Regions from separate parts of the Homo sapiens genome. Here region 2 is linked to region 1. Evidence: chromatin loops called from intact Hi-C (ENCODE). Cell type or tissue: heart right ventricle. All regions are shown on one strand. Links, peaks and the distances in the headings refer to the core of each region. The heading gives the core; the rest is flanking DNA. Region 1 holds the start of LOC124900953 (a long non-coding RNA gene). Region 2 overlaps PDZD2 (PDZ domain containing 2).

Region 1 (5,370 bases), core at 270-5,269:
GTTTCAAAGTTAAACTATAAACTAAGTTCCTCCCAAAGTTAGTTTGGCCTACACTCAGGAATGAATCAGGACAACCTGGAGGTTAGAAGCAAGATGGAGTCAGATCACATCTCTTTCACTATCATAGCTGTACTAATTTTTGCAAAGGAGGTTTAAGTAAGAAAATTCGAGAGTCAATCCATGCGGGTCTCCTTCCAATTAACTGGGTGTCCCAGAGGAGAAGGAAGGAATTTTTTTGTTTTTAAACTCTAGGAAACTGGCTGGGCACGGTGGCTCATGCCTATAATCCCAGCACTTTGGGAGGCCAAGATGGGCGGATCACCTGAAGTCAGGAGTTCGAGACCAGCCTGGCCAACATGGTGAAACCCCGCCTCTACTAAAAACACACAAAAAAAGGCCAGGTGCGGTGGCTCACACCTGTAATCCTAGCACTGTGGGAGGCCAAGACGGGCAGATCACCTGAGTTCAGGAGTTCGAGACCAGCCTAGCCAACACAGTGAAATCCCGTCTCTACTAAAAATACAAAAATTAGCTGGGTGTGGTGGTGCATGCCTGTAGTCCGAATTACTCGGGGTGTGAGGCAGGAGAATCACTTGAACCCGGGAGACAGGGGTTGCAGTGAGCTGAGATCGCACCACTGCACTCCAGCCTGGGTGACAACGAGACTCCATCTCCAAAATAAATAAATAAAAATAAAAATACACACACACGAAACCAACAAAACTCTAGCAAACTGTTCAGAATGGAAGGGCAGAGTTTCTAGATTGAGAAAGCCCACTGGAAGCCTAGTAAAATGGATGGGAAAAGACTCACACCAAGTCTTACAATGAAACTTCATGACAACAGAGAGAATATTAGAGGATGACGAGGAAATCCTAAGAACTTTCAGGAGGGGATATCCATTCAAAGCATAAGCCTTTAGAATGACACCACACATCTCAATGGCAATTCTGAAATCTAGAAAAGCAATGCTTTCTAACTTCTGAGAGAAAGGGATTTCCAACCTAGAGTTCCTACTCCATGCAACCTATGTCAACCTTGGAGGATCTCAAAAAACTTGCCTCCCATGTCCTCTTTCTCAGGAACTTCTGGAAGGTGTATTTTACCAGCAAAAGAATGTAAAGAAAAAGGAAGACATGGGGTCTAAAACACACGGGATGCTACATGAGAAATCAGCAAAATAAATTCTCATAATAACAGTGAGAGGAGACCCCACAATGATGGATGTGCAACTGGCCTCAAGAGCGGCAAGCGGAGGAGGACAGAGTTCTCATGAGGGAGGGACCCAGTGGGCAGTATGTACTTGCTAACTAGAAATAAGTGCAAAGAGTTGAAAATGGTTGTCTCTGGGGCACAGAAGTGGAAGTTGAGGCTGAGTGTGGTGACTCACGCCTATGATCCCAGCACTTTGGGAGGCTGAGGCAGGAGGTTTGCTGAGGCAGCCCAAGAGTTTGAGACCAGCCAGGGCAACATAACAAGACCACGCCTCTAGAAAAGACAAAGAACTGGAAGTTGGTAAGAGGTAAGGTGAGTGAGTACTGTCCCTAGTTATAAGCCTTGTAGACATATTTGACTTTTTAAAGTTATATATATATATATATATATATATATAGTTTTGATAAGGAGGGAAGCTCACGCTATAAGTCTGATTCCGGAATGAAAATCCAGTAAAATCAGGAAGCACCCACCCTCTGGAGGGCAGAGCAACAAGCACTTGGCCAAACCTCTGGGAAACAGAAGACGATGAAGAAGGCAAAAGGGGAGAGCAGGTAAGCGACCTTGATGTCCCAGGAAACAGTGCAATGGACTCACCATTCTCTTCAACGACACCATCCCTAAGTGTGACAGAGATTAGCAGGAACAGAGGCTCAAGGGAAGCGCTACTACGTGCCAGGTGCGCCGCTGGGAAATTTAGGGACGTGAGGAGGCAGAAAGGCAGTTTGGTGACTTTGCTGCTCTTAGACCATCTTTCCTTCACTCTAGATAAGAGGGAGGCTGGCAATTACACCCAGCAATGCAGGCTCAGAGAGGGTGAGGGCCCAGATAAGCCTTAAATTCACTTCGATTCCGAACCCCATCACTTTCCCTTTCTTGTTTCTTTTGTTTGTGGCCCGCTCTGAGAACTCTTTTTCTTCCTTAAGACCTGACACAGGCCTCTTTCCCCAGAGGCCATCCTGTCTGTGAGTCCTGCAGCTGCACCCAGGGGCCTTGGGTTTGACTGAAGATCCTGGATTAACTGTGGGTGGGTCCCGTATCCTCTCAACTCCATTAACATCTCAGCAAAAGGAGCCACGGAGGCCTACAGGTTAGCATTCAATGGCCAGATTAGCAGCTGGGGACGAGATGAGGCCCTTGCAATTCACCTGCAAAGTTGAATTGAGAGTTACAAAACAGTGTAAGAGTGCAAACTCTGAAAATATTATTTTGTATGTATTTAAAGATATGTCTATATTATTTAGAGTTTATTATATCCCCTTATGATACCAAACTCAGCCTGGCCTATTTCTATGAAAAGCATTTGTTTACTGTTTACATTCACAGTCTTTTTCTCCCAGACATGGTTCCCAGGATGACAGCTGTAGTTACCGCCTTCTTTCCCTCCATCTCATGAGACAAGACTGACTTCATTTCACTTCTGGTGTTTATCAACTACCTAGTAGAGAGGAGCTACAGGACAGAAAATGCCATTCTCTTTCCAAACATCCTGCATCTTTAAATATCTTTGATTTGTGGATCCTATGATCAAAACATTTTGGGAATCAGTGGTGGGGCTGTTGTCCAAGCAGGCTGTTTAGTAATTTGGGGGCAAAGATCTGTCTCCAAATGCCATCACGACTTCTTGTGAAATCATCCACAGTTCCCGCGGGTAGAGAAAGCAGCTTTGCTCCGTCTCAGTCATTCTGCTGCTAGCGAGGGATGGGGGACAGTATGACAGATTTCCCGGGCTGCTGCCATGCCCCCCGCCCCTACCGGGGCTTCAACGGCACAGGCCCCAAGGTTCTGAAACCGCCGTGGCTCCGGAACCCCCTATTACCTGTCCCCTCTGGGCACCCCTTCCCTGCCCGTCACACACAGCCGGGGCGCCTCCTTCCGTCCAGCCATTGACAAACCAGCTCCAAGTCACTTACTCCTCCCGAGGAACACAAACCGTCTCTCAACACGCAAATCCCCCACTTTAAAAACAACACACCCCAGTGATCCGGGAGACGAGAAGGGCAGACGCTTAGGTGGCCGCTCCGCGCCTCCGAGGCTGTGGCTAAATCTCCACATTTGTGGATTCAGCCCCAGTCTGCACCCGACCTGGATCAGATCAGAAAACCTGAGGCTTTCGCCTGAGAAGCCGATTTCCTACCTCCAGTTCTGAAGTCACCTTCGGAGGGTTCCTCTCCGGAGCTCCTGGGAGTCTCCGCCGGCAGCAGCTGGGCGCCGGGTAATCCGCTCGCCAGGCCGGTCTCCGCGCCCCCGGGGCAGCTCATTAGCCTAATCACCTGCAGGCGGCCCGGGGGCCTGGGGCGGCTGCCAGCTGCCCTCCTGGAACGCGGCTCCTGCAGGACTTCCCGAAGGCTGCTCTCCGCCGGCTCCAGGTCTGTGGGAGGACCCCCCCCTCCTCCCTCCGCGCCGCGGTGGAGGAGGTTAGGAAAAGCCTGTAATGCAATCCTAAACTCGGCTCGCCACTCCCCTGCTCACTTGTCAAAACCCCACGGCATTCCAAGATCCCCTCCCCGGTCACTCCCCTCGCCGGGAAAAGGAAACCGCCCTGGGGAGGATTTCAGGGAGTTTGGGGCTTCTCATCCAGACACCTTTGTTTACACCGAGGGCTCAGGAGCTTCCTGGGGCAAACCTGGAGCAGGTTAGAGGAAAAAGCGCCCTACCCTAGACCCTCGTTTGCACCAAAAGTTCTCCCTCCGAGCCATTGCAAGAAGCTCCACCTTCCCACATCAATTCACTTCATGACCACTCCGTTTCATAATCCGCGGCAGCCTGAGTTCTTACAGGGGTGGAGCCCCCAGCTAAAATCACAACCATCGTATGGGGCAGGATGTCAGGGAACTTTCCAGAAATCCCCGGTCAGAGCCTTTCGGCTGGAGTAACCAAAGTTAACACCGCTGAATTACAATCGCCGGTGACTGCACGACTGAAGCATTTCCTTTATACCTTCTCCCGCTCCCCTACCCCTCCCACCTTCTGTGGGGTTCAGTCAACAAGCCCTCCCCCAGGAGGCCTGAGTGGGCCTGGGCCCTGCAGCCATCGCTCCAGCTGCAAACTGATGAGGAAGCCCGACCCACGAGGCCGAATTGTTTACATCACACCCACTGAGGCTTCCTGTCTTAAATTAATGGGAACACAAATAAGACAGGAAAAGAGTGTTTGCTTTTCTTAAAGCAGGGGAGGGGGGCTGGCAGCGGGAGGGGGAGTCACCCCACATTTCATTGCTTTTCAAAACTTCAGCTGTATTCTCTTCCATTTTTCCACTCCTGACACTTGTTGAAAAGTAAAAGCGTCACTGGTGCCAAACCTCAAGCCTTTATGGAACGTCTGCTCAAAACACATTTCACCTGGCTTCAAAAGGCACCCAGGGTGGAGCTCCCAGGGACCTGAGCTAGAGGAATGGAGAGCTCCTGAGGTTGATGGCACCAATCTCAGTGCAAACAAACTCACTCAAGCCCTGGGCCTCCCTCCCGGGACTTGCACAGGCAGGCACACACTCCACTCCTTGGGGTTCAGGTTAAGTCACACCCCAGTCCCACTCCACCCCTCTGGCTCTAAGCTCTGGTTGTGGGCATCCAGCAGCCCCTAAAAGTAAATGAGCTTTGCAACGGACAGATCTGGTGGAATTCGAAGCAATTAATTATAATGGAGGAGGCAAAAGAAAGCTTCAATTCCAGTACCATTACTGCCACCGGAATGGGTAATTAAAGCCCAGGAGGGGCCAACCCATGTCAAGCCTGGGCTGGAAATCTGCCCACTCTCAGAAGCAGCCCCAGAGCACATAGTAAATAATTATCATCATTACCAGTCCTGGAATTACCCCTAGTTGCTTCATTCAGGTGGGCACAACAGCCAACCCAGAAACAGGCAAGGAGTGTCAGGTCATGGTATTCCTCCTTCGGAAGAACCAAAAGGAAACAGAACCCCAGGATAAGATTTATTTCAAGAAGTTTTGGGTACTGCAACCAACAATACCTCATGGAGTTTAGGAGAACACTACATGTGCCCAGTGAGAACAAGCTTTGTAGACCAGTCCTCCAAACATCGCAATTCCTGGGTCAAAGCAAATTAGGCTGATGATTTCAGAAAAAACCAAGGGTATTAGAATTCTCTAACACAAAGTGTCTGGCTTACACATATTATAAGGGTCTCAGTGAATGC
Region 2 (5,370 bases), core at 128-5,127, 170 kb before region 1:
ATATCCAATTACTGCCCCAAAATATGTAGGAGAAAGCAATGCCACGTGATCCCTGGGACACTCAAAACCTGAGAAAAAACTAATCCCAAGGAAGAGGCGGCAGAGGTATTAGCCCTTACTAGCTCATTAGGGGCACAAGCTCTAGAATCATCAACAGAAGGTCTGGATCATGAATCTGCGGAGGGTGTTTTTCCAGCTCAACAAATGTGGAAGGAGAGATGAAGCTTTCTTCAGTCTAAGCACTTCCATGCCAAGAGGCAGTGGAAATGGAAAATGTGGCCCAGGACTGACTGAACATTCCTGCTTTTAAGAAGGTAGAGCTCCATCAGAGGCACCATCTACACCCAATGCAGCACGCCATGAAGCCCTTTACTTTTATGTCAAAGTGAAAATGCCAGTCAAGAAGCTACTGAATACACACAGAAAGCACTTGAAGTAGGACCGGGTTGATTTCCCTCCAACTCCAGTTGGGAGGAAGATTCCTGCCAATTGGCTTTAAGTTCATGGTCGTGAACTCCAGACAACTGTCAGACTGACTGGCATCTTTAAGAGAAGCCAAGAATCTTTTCCTCATCAACCTGCCTTTTCTTGATATTACTGAGTCTCTCTGGTCTGCCCTATTGGGAGGTAATTCTCCCTGGGTCTCTTGCATTTCTGCATGGCGTGCAAACAGAGACAGAGGCTGTTGTTACATGGAATTATCTGTCTTTCCAGGGATGTTTGTAGAGTGAACAGCCTTGAAAGTTAGATAGTGTCTCAGGAGGAAGGGACAGGTTCCTTCCTCTGGTGCAAAGGTTGGTCAGGTCTGCTTCTAGCCCATCATAAAAGACTGAGGTTGCCTATGGTGAGGGATCCTCAGCTGTGATGCAAATCCACTGCATGTGCACACCCCCGAGCCTGTGTCACCGCCACAGGACTTGCAGGGGAAAGGGGAAATGATGTGAACATAAAGCCCTAAATAAACTGGGGTTAAATCCTAAAAACTGGGATTAGGGAAGCTAAAATCTAGTTGCTGTGCCATGAGTAATAAAAAGTCATTTGTCTCTGACTCAGGAATCTCAAGTCTCCTGCCAGCATCCATGAAACTATAGTGGAAAAGCTTTTTTTTTTTTTTTTTTTTTTTTACAGTTCTTGATACTACCTTTGGCAAATTTAAATAAGGTCCCAAGAACAAAATCTTGCCTAGGACAACTGTCTAGGGACTGGGGTTTGGGTCATCTTTCTAAATGTTAAGGGCGTGGGGACAATGTTTTGATACTATTGAGGGTCCACTTACTTTTTTTTATTTGCATATCACTAAAAAGTAAAGCACATGAGAGACTTGCTGTTGAATGAATTCAGTCTTCTTGGAGCTGGAAAAAACTGTATTTATTCCTGTGGAAAACAGCCCAGGCTGCAGATGCTGAAAAACACAATCTTTTTCCAGCATCCAGCACCAAGGATCTCCTTAACTAAGAATGAGCAAAATAATGGCTGGGCGCGGTGACTCACGCCTGCAATCCCAGCAATTTGGGAGGCCAAGGCAGGCGGATCACTTGAGGTCAGGAGTTCCAGACCAGCCTGGCCAACCTGGTGAAACCCCGTCTCTACTAAAAATACAAAAATTAGCTGGGTGTGGTGGCACATGTCTATAATCCCAGCTACTCGGGAGGCTAAGGCAGGAGAATTCCTTGAATCCGGGAGGCAGAGGTTGCAGTGAGCCAAGGTTGTGCCACTGCACTCCAGCCTGGGCAACAAGAGCGAGACTCTGTCTCAAAAAAAAAAAAAAACAAAAAAAACAAAAAAAAAAAATAGAAGGAGCAAAATAAGAAATAGGAGAGATCAAAGGAGGCCATTAAGGGCTTTGGTTTTTTTTAAACACAAAAAGTCAAGGAAATTTAAGTTGAGATGTTAATTACTTTAGATTTTAAGATCTTTGGATTATGACCTACAAGGGCATTTAATTTATTTGAACATTATTATGTTGACATTTTATATCATTGCAGAACCTCTGAAAAGTTGCACTAGACAATGTGGCTAGAAATAATTTTGGATGAGAAATACCACAGGGACTGAGTTTTAGTTTCTGGCAAATTTCGTCTTCTAGGGGTGGGGGGCAAACCATCATTGCCCATGAGACAGGCCTCTTAGGTCCAAGCTAAATATCCTTAGAAATATCCTGTAACTGTTTCAAAGCATTTGTGAGCTCTCCTGGAACACACTGTGACTAATAGCATGTCGCAATCCTGAGTATCCGCTGTCTTTCTCAGCCAGCTCTTGCAGCCTTACGAACAAACCATGCAAAGCGTGGCTTTTATCTCCAGCTGTTTCCTTTGTGCAAGCTTGCCTAGTCCCAAAGAAAACTTCAGGACTGGTTGCACCCAGTTCTCACCATGTTTTTATGGTTCCCAAGACTTGAAAAAAAAAGAAAAAATCTGCAGATGTGACAGAAGACATCTAAGCTCCAAATCCCCAGGAAGCTCTGTTGGCTCATTCCCCGGTCAGTGTCCATAGGACAGTGGAACGCAGCGATTTCCCTTTCAGGCTTCAGTCACACTAAGATTATTTTTAGGTTGCCAAAGGAAGCTCATTTTCCAAGTCTCTGGGGCAGATGTTTGAGTGACCGAAGGAGAACCAGATGGTCATCAGAGAGGCCTGGGCTGGGAATGAATAACCATTCAGAAAATGGGAATCAGGACAACAATAAATCAGCACAAAGTAGCAAGAAGCCTGCAAGTTACGTGTAGAAATTAAAACAGGAATCTACTGCTACACTCGACCCGCTGCTTTCCAATCAAGAGAGTAACTCAGAACTAAAGAGGAAAACAGCAACACCACAAAGTCAAACTCGTCAACCCTGGGCGTGCTCTGGTACACGCCGGGCATGTGTGCATAGATCAGAGGTTGTCAGATGCAGCTGGGAGTGGGGGGAGCCGCAACTGATGCCCACTGCGACGCTCAGGCTGTGGCTCCGCAAATGAATTAATACTGCCCTTGTTCTAGCTAAGCCCATTTCCAGCTTCCTCCCATTCATCACCCCCAAACAATTTGAATGGGCTTAACACACATTGAGAGTGATTATTTTTATGCGTTGAAATTTAAAGAGATCTCTTGGTTCCTTAGAAAGTTGAGGTAATCACCTTTAAGGGCACAGGAATGTAATCAGTCATTAGCTTGTAACTGACCCTCTTGCAGTGGGTTTGTATGTGTCATGTTCCCAAGAGAGGCTAGTGTCCTCTAGTAACTCTCAGCTCTTTGAAAATAACAGGGGGGCCAGGCATGGTGGCTCACGCCTGTAATTCCAGCACTTTGGGAGGCCGAGGCGGGTGGAGCACCTGAGGTCAGGAGTTCAAGACCAGCCTGGCCAACATGGTGAAACCCCGTCTCTACTAAAAGTACAAAAAATCAGCCGGGCGTGGTGGCACACACCTGTAATCCCAGTTACTCAGGAGGCTGAGGCAGGAGAATTGCTTGAGCCCGGGAGGCAGAGACTGCAGTGAGCCGAGATCGTGCCACTGCACTCCAGCCTGGGCGACAGAGCGAGACTCTGTCTCAAAACAAAAACAAAAAACAAAAACAACAAAAAAAGGAAACAACAGGGGATGTGGAGGTCAAGGAGGAGAATGCATGTGTTCAACCTTAGTACAGATTTCAAATTGAGGTAAGGTAATAACAGGCATCCTCTGGGAAGTGGAACTCTCTCACTCTTGCCATGGTCCCATGACCTAGTGGGTGAGAAAACTATGGGGTCTGGAGCTATTCTTTGGATTTGGGGGCTGGCTACTCAAGGTAGACCCTTGGGTCATTTCTCAGCAGTGTTGGCTACCAGGTTCATTGCATTGGATGTATTTCTGGAAGTAGGACTATGATATGCTTTAAACACCAGAATGACAAAATCAGGTGTGTGTGTGTGTGTGCGTGCGTGCACGTGCACGCATACACATGCATACAGGAAAATCTCAAGACATGTAAAAGGTAGTGGTGGGAAGGCTGTTAAAAAAAGAAAGGCATGTAAAAGAGCCCTAAGAAGTACACAAGGCTGGGCGCAGTTGCTCACGCCTGTCATCTCAGCACTTTGGGAGGCGGAGGCGGGCGGATTGCTTTGAGCCCAGGAGTTCAAGACCAGCCTGGGCAACATCACAAGACCCCGTCTCTACAAAAAATACAAAATCTAGCTGGGTGTGGTGGCACATGCCTGTAGTCTCAGCTACTTGGGAGGCTGAGGTGGAAGAATAGCTTGAGCCCAGAAGATGGAGGTTGTAGTGAGCCAAGATTGTGCCACTGCACTCTAGGCTGGGTGACAGAGCCAGACACTGTTACCAAAAAAAAAAAAAAATAGTAGTCAACAGGACAATTAGCAGGAAAGGAAGCAAGAGGTGAATTGTCAGAAGGGGCCCTGATACAGCAGCAGAGTCAAATCCAATTCAGCAGCAACAGTAAACATACCAGGCTCTTTTTTAGACAAATCTTTCAGAAAATGTGTCATACTCTTACATGGATTATTGTAACAGAAAAAGATTGTTTTAACTGGGCATGCCATTTAGGCAGGTTTTAGGTGAAAAGTAAGACATCGTGGCCTGGGCTTGTTGGCTCACGCCTGCAGTCCCAGCACTCTGGGAGACTGAGGCAGGTGGATCACTTGAGGTCAGGGGTTGAGACCAGCCTGGGCAACATAGTGAAATCTTGTGTCTACTAAAAACACAAAAATTAGCTGGGCATTGTGGAGGGCACCTGTAATCCCAGCTACTAGGGAGGCTGAGGCAAGAGAATCACTTGAAACGGGAGGTGGAGGTTGTAGTGAGCCGAGATCATGCCACTGCCCTCCAGCCTGGGTGACAAGAGTGAGACTGTTTCCAAAAAAAAAAAAAAAAAAAAAAAAAAAAGCATCATGGTTACATTTGGGCTCACTAGTTGTTTTTTGTTTGTTTGTTTGTTTGTTTGTTTGTTTTGTGACAGAGTTTCACTCTTGTTGTCCAGGCTGGAGTGCAATGGCGCGATCTTGGCTCACCACAACCTCCACCTCCCGGGTTCAAGTGATTCTCCTGCCTCAGCCTCCCATGTAGCTGGGATTACAGGCATGTGCCACCACGCTCGGCTAATTTTGTATTTTTAGTAGAGACAGGGTTTCTCCATGTTGGTCAGGCTGGTCTTGAACTCCTGACCTCAGGTGATCCGCCCTCCTCAGCCTCCCAAAGTGCTGGGATTACAGATGTGAGCCACCGCACCCGGCCAGGGCTCACTGTTAAGTTCCAGGCAGCACTCTCTGGCCTTCCGCTGCCTTCCCCAGATCAATATGAGCTCCTTGCTGCTTCTTTCCTTCCTTCTTTTTCCTTCCTTTCTTTCTAGGAATAGTGTTGAGTTCATGGGCTTTGCTGACATATATTTCTAAGG

The links. A loop is a pair of places that touch in the nucleus more often than their neighbours do. Peaks named below come from ENCODE experiments on the same cell type or tissue, not always from the same donor. Only the 100,000 strongest peaks of a DNase experiment are listed, where the experiment ranks them.
Region 2: it touches region 1 in a loop (8-fold over the local background); 11 of 110 quality-filtered maps call a loop at or near these places.

The regions. Positions count from the first base shown.
Region 1 is chr5:31,853,151-31,858,520 of GRCh38, reverse strand. The region is part of intron 2 of PDZD2 (PDZ domain containing 2); the gene reads right to left. LOC124900953 (a long non-coding RNA gene) reads right to left here and starts at 3,665. Exons shown (of 2, transcript XR_007058717.1): 1 at 3,353-3,665; 2 at 1-2,363. RefSeq lists enhancers at 3,845-4,517, 4,518-5,191. In heart right ventricle, for the core only: a CTCF peak has its summit at 3,080 (motif pointing left); DNase peaks (open chromatin) are centred at 3,250, 3,790, 4,010 and 4,260; H3K4me3 peaks cover 2,920 bases; H3K27ac peaks cover 3,491 bases.
Region 2 is chr5:32,025,084-32,030,453 of GRCh38, reverse strand. The region is part of intron 6 of PDZD2 (PDZ domain containing 2); the gene reads right to left. Among named protein-coding and RNA genes, the nearest start is that of MIR4279, 92 kb to the right of the region's middle. RefSeq lists an enhancer at 2,920-3,421. In heart right ventricle, for the core only: no CTCF peak of the experiment used is centred there; DNase peaks (open chromatin) are centred at 1,483, 2,203 and 2,343; H3K27ac peaks cover 3,648 bases.